Regions from separate parts of the Homo sapiens genome. Here region 2 is linked to region 1. The links are chromatin loops, found by intact Hi-C in ENCODE. Cell type or tissue: ovary. All regions are shown on one strand. Links, peaks and the distances in the headings refer to the core of each region. The heading gives the core; the rest is flanking DNA.

Region 1 (2,914 bases), core at 316-2,815:
ACTGATAACAGGTTCATAATATTATTAACAGGCTTCAGATGTACCTAATCGCAAGAAACACTGTGCTTGGGGCATGACTGCCCTCAGCATTCCTTCTGGGTGGCAGACGCAGTTTGTCAGTCTGCCAACATTCTGCATTTATGAGAAACAGTTTGTGGTTTACTCATACAGCCTCCAGTGGTATACTGAGTTGATCATGACCCTCATTCTTTCGGCCTGTAACATTTCTCTCTCATGAGGTCTCTTGAAAGCCTGCGCCTAAATCCTGTCATTTGATAGTGCAACTGTCTCTTGTTATAGTTGGGGAATTGGTTCCAGGACCCTGGAGTATACGCAAACCTGCACACACTCGTCTTGCAGTTGGCTCTGCATATATGTGGCTTTTGCAACCCTCTGTTACTGTATTTGCTTTTTTTTTTTTTTTTAGATGGAGTTTCGCTCTTGTTGCCCAGGCTGGAGTGCAGTGGCACAATCTCAGCTCACTGCAACCTCCGCCTCCTGAGTTCAAGTGATTCTCCTACCTCAGCCTCCCAAGTAGCTGGGATTACGGGCATGTGCCACCATGTCTGGCTAATTTTTGTATTTTTAGTAGAGACGGAGTTTCACCATGTTGGCCAGGCTGGTCTCGAAGTCCTGACCCCACATGATCCACTCGCCTCGGCCTCCCAAAGTGCTGGGATTATAGGCATGAGCCACTGCGCCCGGCCTGCTGTATTTTCTTTCCTTTTCCTTTTATTATTTAACTGAATAAGAAAAAATGTTGGTATCCTTTCTTTTCTTCTTGCTCTGTTCTCCCCTCTCTCCCTCCCTTCCTTCTTTTCCTTTCCTGCCTCCCTCCCTTCCTTCCTTTCCTCCTTCCCTTCTTTTTCCCTTCCTTCCTCCCTCCCTTCCTCCCTTCCTCCCTTCTTCCTTTCCTCTTTTTGGAGATAGTTTCACTCTGTCACCAGGCTGGGTGCAGGGGTGTGACCATGGCTCACTGCAGCCTTGACCTCCTGGGCTCAAGTGATCCTACCATCTCACTGCCTGAGTAGCTAGAATTACAGGTGCATGCTACCACTTCCAGCCATTACTATATTTTTGATCTATATTTGGTTGAAAGAAATCTACATTATAAGTGGACCTGCCCAGTTCAAACCCGTGTTGTTCAAAGATCACCGGTATATCAAGCATGGGGCAGAATACTCCAAGCTCTCAGCCCCTTGACTTTCCCCTAGTTGATTTCGCCCCTTCCAATCCTGCCTCCTGTAGTCACTCTCCACACAGCTTCCAACTCTCTGGTTTACAGCCTCTCAGTGGGCTGGGCACAGTGGCTCATGCCTGTAATCCCAGCACTTTGGGAGGCTGAGGTGAGTGGATCACTTGAGGTCAGGAGTTTGAGACCAGCCTGGCCAACATGGTAAAACCCCATCTCTATTGAAAATATAAAAATTAGCCAGGCGTGGTGGCACTAGCCTGTAATCCCAGCTACTTGGAAGACTGAGGCAGGAGAATCACTTGAACCTGGGGGGCAGAGGTTGCAGTGAGCCGAAATTGTCCCACTGCACTCCAGCCTGGGTGACAGAACGAGACTCTGTCTCAAAAACAACAACAACAAAAACACCTCACAGTGGCTTATCATTACTTTTATGGAAGGAGATTGCAACATTCTCCTCCAAACCCTTCAATGGCTTTTCTTCATACTTGAAAATAAAACCCGAACTTTTTGTCAGAGCAAACAAAACTCTGCAGATCCGGCCCTGCCTGATCTCTTGAACCTCACCCCTGCCACTCATCCTGTCTCTTCCCCTAACGATCATAAGATCCAGGAACACTAATCTATTTCCAGGGCTTTGTGTCAGTGCCTGGCACAAGGTAGGGTCCAAATACCCATTTGTGGAAAGAATAAATTTTTATTTTTTAAAAAATAGAGATGGGGAGGCCGGGTATGGTGGCTCATGTCTGTAATCCCTGCACTTCGGGTGATCGAGGCAGGTGGATCACCACCTGAGGTCAGGAGTTTGAGACCAGCCTGGCCAACATGGTGAAACTCCGTCTCTAATAAAAATACAGAAATTGGCTGGATGTGGTGGTACGCATGCCTGTGGGCCCAGCTACTTGGGAGGCTGAGGCAGGAGAATCACGTGACCTGGGAGGCAGAGGCTGCAGTGAGCCGAGATCATGCCACTGCACTCCAGCCTGGGTGACACAGCCAGACTCCATCTCAAAAAAAAAAAATTATTTCAATGTCAGAATTGTTAGATATATTAAAACACAAGTCTATTATGTAAAAGGAAAACTCAAGGTACGGAAAATTATTCACTGAATTAAGTGTTACTAAGATGAGTATTGAGCCGAAGAATGGCTTTAGGACGTTTTTCAAGGCAGAGTAAATATTATCAAATAATTTACTTAAGAAAACTACTGAAGTCCATGATTTTTGTTCTAATATGAAAACCTAAGGTCATCAAGATACCTTGACCGCTCATCCCCTGACTTCATGGTCTTTTCATCATTCTCAGAGACCAGATGTTTCCTGTCACCACACATCACAGTCTCCATTAGGTACTTTGTATGTCCAGAGCAGGTTAAAGCTTTATATTTAATACTTTTGAAAAAGAATAAGATAATTTAATCAGCTATATCTTATACATTATCACAGGCATGAAGGAATTGTAGAAATGCTTCCACTCATCCTGACAATGTTCTGACTTGTGGAATTGACAGAACAACTAGTGAATTAATTTCCAAATTAAACTACAAAACTTTAAAAAACCCATTATTCCCATTTTACGGGTAAGGAGATCTTAGACAAGAAAGATTAACAAAAACAGATTTTTGGGGCCAGGCATGGTGGCTCAGGCCCATAATCCCTGCACTTTGGGAGGCCGAGGTGGGTGGCTCTCTTGAGGTCAGGAGTTCGAGACCAACCAGGGCA
Region 2 (2,914 bases), core at 273-2,772, 320 kb before region 1:
CCTTTGTCTCCCTGCTTACCCATACCTCCAAGCCTCTGGTAACCCCCATTCTACTTTCAGTTTCCGAGTTTGACTTTCTAGATTCCGTGTATAAGTTCATGCAGTCTTTCTGTGGCTTATTTTAGCATAATGTCTTCTAGATTTATCGATTCACCCATGTTACAAATAACGGTTTCCTTTTAAAAAGCTGAATAGCATTCTGTTGTGTCTACATACCACATTTAAAAATCCATCCGTTAATTGGGCACTTGGGTTGCTTGCATATCTTGGCTAGTGTGAATAACGCTGCATTGGGTGGGAGTGCAGACATCTCTGACGTACAGATTTCTTTTTTCTTTTTTGGAGACAGAGTCTTGCCCTGCCACCCAGGCTGGAGTGCAGTGGTAGGATCTTGGCTCACTGCAACCTCTGCCTTCCAGATTCAAGTGATTCTCCTGCCTTAGCCTCCCAGGTAGCTGGGATTACAGGTGTGCACCACCATGCCCAGCTAACTCTTGTATTTTTAGTAGAGATGGGGTTTCTCCATGTTGGCCAGGCTGGTCTCAGTGGGCCCCAGCGATCCTTCCGCCTCGGGCTCCTGAATGACTGGGACTACAGGTGTGCTACTGCACCTGGCTATTTTGAAATAATTTGACTTAGAAGAATATTTCTACAATTGTGTTCACCTTCTTATGCAAATACAATCTTCAGTGGCGCTGGCATATACAAGCTGAGAAAGTATTGTCAAGTGGGTTGTGCCAGCACATCTGACCAGGATTTTTTGTTGTAGAAATATTGGATCCTCACCTGAGGCCAGGAGTTTGAGACCAGCCTGGCTAACATGGTGAAACTCCGACTCTACTAAAAATACAAAAATTAGCTGGGCGTGGTGGCAGGTGCCTGCAGTCCCAGCTGCTCGGGAGGTTGAGGCAGGAGAATCGCTTGAACCCAGGAGGCGGAGGTTGCGGTGAGCCGAGATCGCGCCGCTGCACTCTAGCCTGGGCAATGAAGTGAGACTCTGTCTCAAAAAACGAAGTATTAGATCCTCAATCTCAAGGTATTCTAAGAAATTTTGGAGACCATTGAGTCTAAAATTCCCAGTATCTTTGAGGCAGGAACAGACTTGGAGAATGTAGTTTATGAGCAGGAGTTTGGAGCTGGAAGAAATACTGCTTTCTGTTGGTGGTTAATGCTGTCAGCTCCTTGGATTGTGGCTTTAGCCCTAAATATTGGGGCAGTAGAGACTCTTACCTGGAAAACAATTGAGGGCCACCCATGTTAGCGGCAAGAGGCAGAGGAAAGCTTGGATGGTTGGGCTGAAGATGGTGGATGTGCTGTCCCTGTGAGAGTGCTGATGCTGGACTCTGGAGCCAACGACAAAGTGTTTGAGCAAGCAGGGTCCAAGCAAGGGCAGTCGAGGGCCGGATGAAGTGGGCAGGAACCGAGTTTCCCAGGTGACATCCTGCCTGTGCTCATCACGCCGAGGGGTGTTGCACAATCACACCGATTCTTTGTCACTACTGAGTGCAGTGTTCTTAAGAATGGGGACCTGGCAGCTGGGTGCGATGGCTTGTGCCTGTAATCCCAACACTTTGGGAGGCTGAAGTAGGCAGATCACGAGGTCAGGAGTTTGAGACCAGCCTGGCCAACATAGTGAACCCTGTCTCTACTAAAAATACAAAAAATTAGCCAGGCCTGGTGGCAGGCACCTGTAATTCCAGCTACTCGAGAGGCTGAGGCAGGAGAATCGCTTGAAACCGGGAGGTGGAGGTTGCAGTGACCCAAGATCGTGCCATTGCCCCCTGGCCTGGGCGACAGTGCGAGACTCTCAAAAAAATAAGTAAATAAATAAAAGGAGACCTAGGCTTGTTGTGCTTGTTTTTTGGTTTTGATTTTCCAGAGTTTGAGGGAAAGTTGACCCATCCTGTTTATTGTGCCCTTGAGGAGGAAACAAGGCAAATCCCTACTCTTGTGGGCAGGGGTGCGCAAACCTGTCAGTCTGAGATGGCTAGAACCACATCCTCTATAACTTGAGGGGGATAATCTATCTATCTATCTATCTATACCTATATATATACACACACACACACAGATTAAAAAAAATATATATATATACAGAGGAATCCTCCCTTACCTATGGTTTCATCTTACACAGTTTCAGTACAGTATAATAATCTCCTGTGCTTAATTTATAAATTGAACTTTATAATTTGTCAACATATGGATTCTAGCTCAGTAGGTCCAGGTGGGGCTCAAGATACGCATTTCAGGCCAGGTGCGGTGGCTCATTCCTGTAATCCCAGCACTTTGGGAGGCCGAGGTGGGAGGATCACTTGAGCCCAGGAGTTGAGACTAACCTGGGTAACAGCAACATTTTGTCTACCAGAATTTTAAAAAATTGGGCGCGGTGGCTCACACCTGTAATCCCAGCACTTCGGGAGGCCAAGGTGGGCAGCTTGGCCAACATGGTGAAAGCCCACCTCTACTAAAAGTACAAAATTTAGGCAGGTGTGGTGGCATGCACCTGTAATCCCAGCTACTTGGGAGGCTGAGGCAGGAGAATTGCTTGAACCTGGGAGGTGGAGGTTGCAGTGAGCTGAGATCATGCAACTGCACTCAAGCCTGGGTGACAGAATGAGACTCCATCTCAAAAAAAAAAAAGTGTGGTGGCATGTACCTGTGGTCCCAGCTGGAGAGGTTGAGGCTGCAGTGAGCTGTGTTCCCACCACTGCACTCCAGCCCGCAGGCCTGGGAAACAGAACAAGACTGTCCCCCTGCCCTCCCCGCAAAGCATTTCTGACAGGCTTTCTGGTGATAATGATGCTGTTGGTTCAACACCTCTCAGAGTAACGTTCTAGAGTTTGGCAGAGTCAAATTATTTCTGAAGGGGAACTTTGTACAAAACTTTCATCTTTCTCCCTCTCTCACCCCCCTG

The links. Hi-C counts contacts between places; a loop is a spot of excess contacts. Peaks named below come from ENCODE experiments on the same cell type or tissue, not always from the same donor. Only the 100,000 strongest peaks of a DNase experiment are listed, where the experiment ranks them.
Region 2: a loop joins it to region 1, with 2.9 times the contacts of the local background. A loop is called at or near these places in 4 of 110 quality-filtered maps.

What each region holds. Positions count from the first base shown.
Region 1 is chr16:31,513,152-31,516,065 of GRCh38, forward strand. No RefSeq gene overlaps it. Among named protein-coding and RNA genes, the nearest start is that of RUSF1-DT, 6.1 kb to the left of the region's middle. In ovary, for the core only: no CTCF peak of the experiment used is centred there; no DNase peak of the experiment used is centred there.
Region 2 is chr16:31,195,120-31,198,033 of GRCh38, forward strand. No RefSeq gene overlaps it. Among named protein-coding and RNA genes, the nearest start is that of PYCARD-AS1, 5.3 kb to the right of the region's middle. In ovary, for the core only: no CTCF peak of the experiment used is centred there; a DNase peak (open chromatin) is centred at 1,414.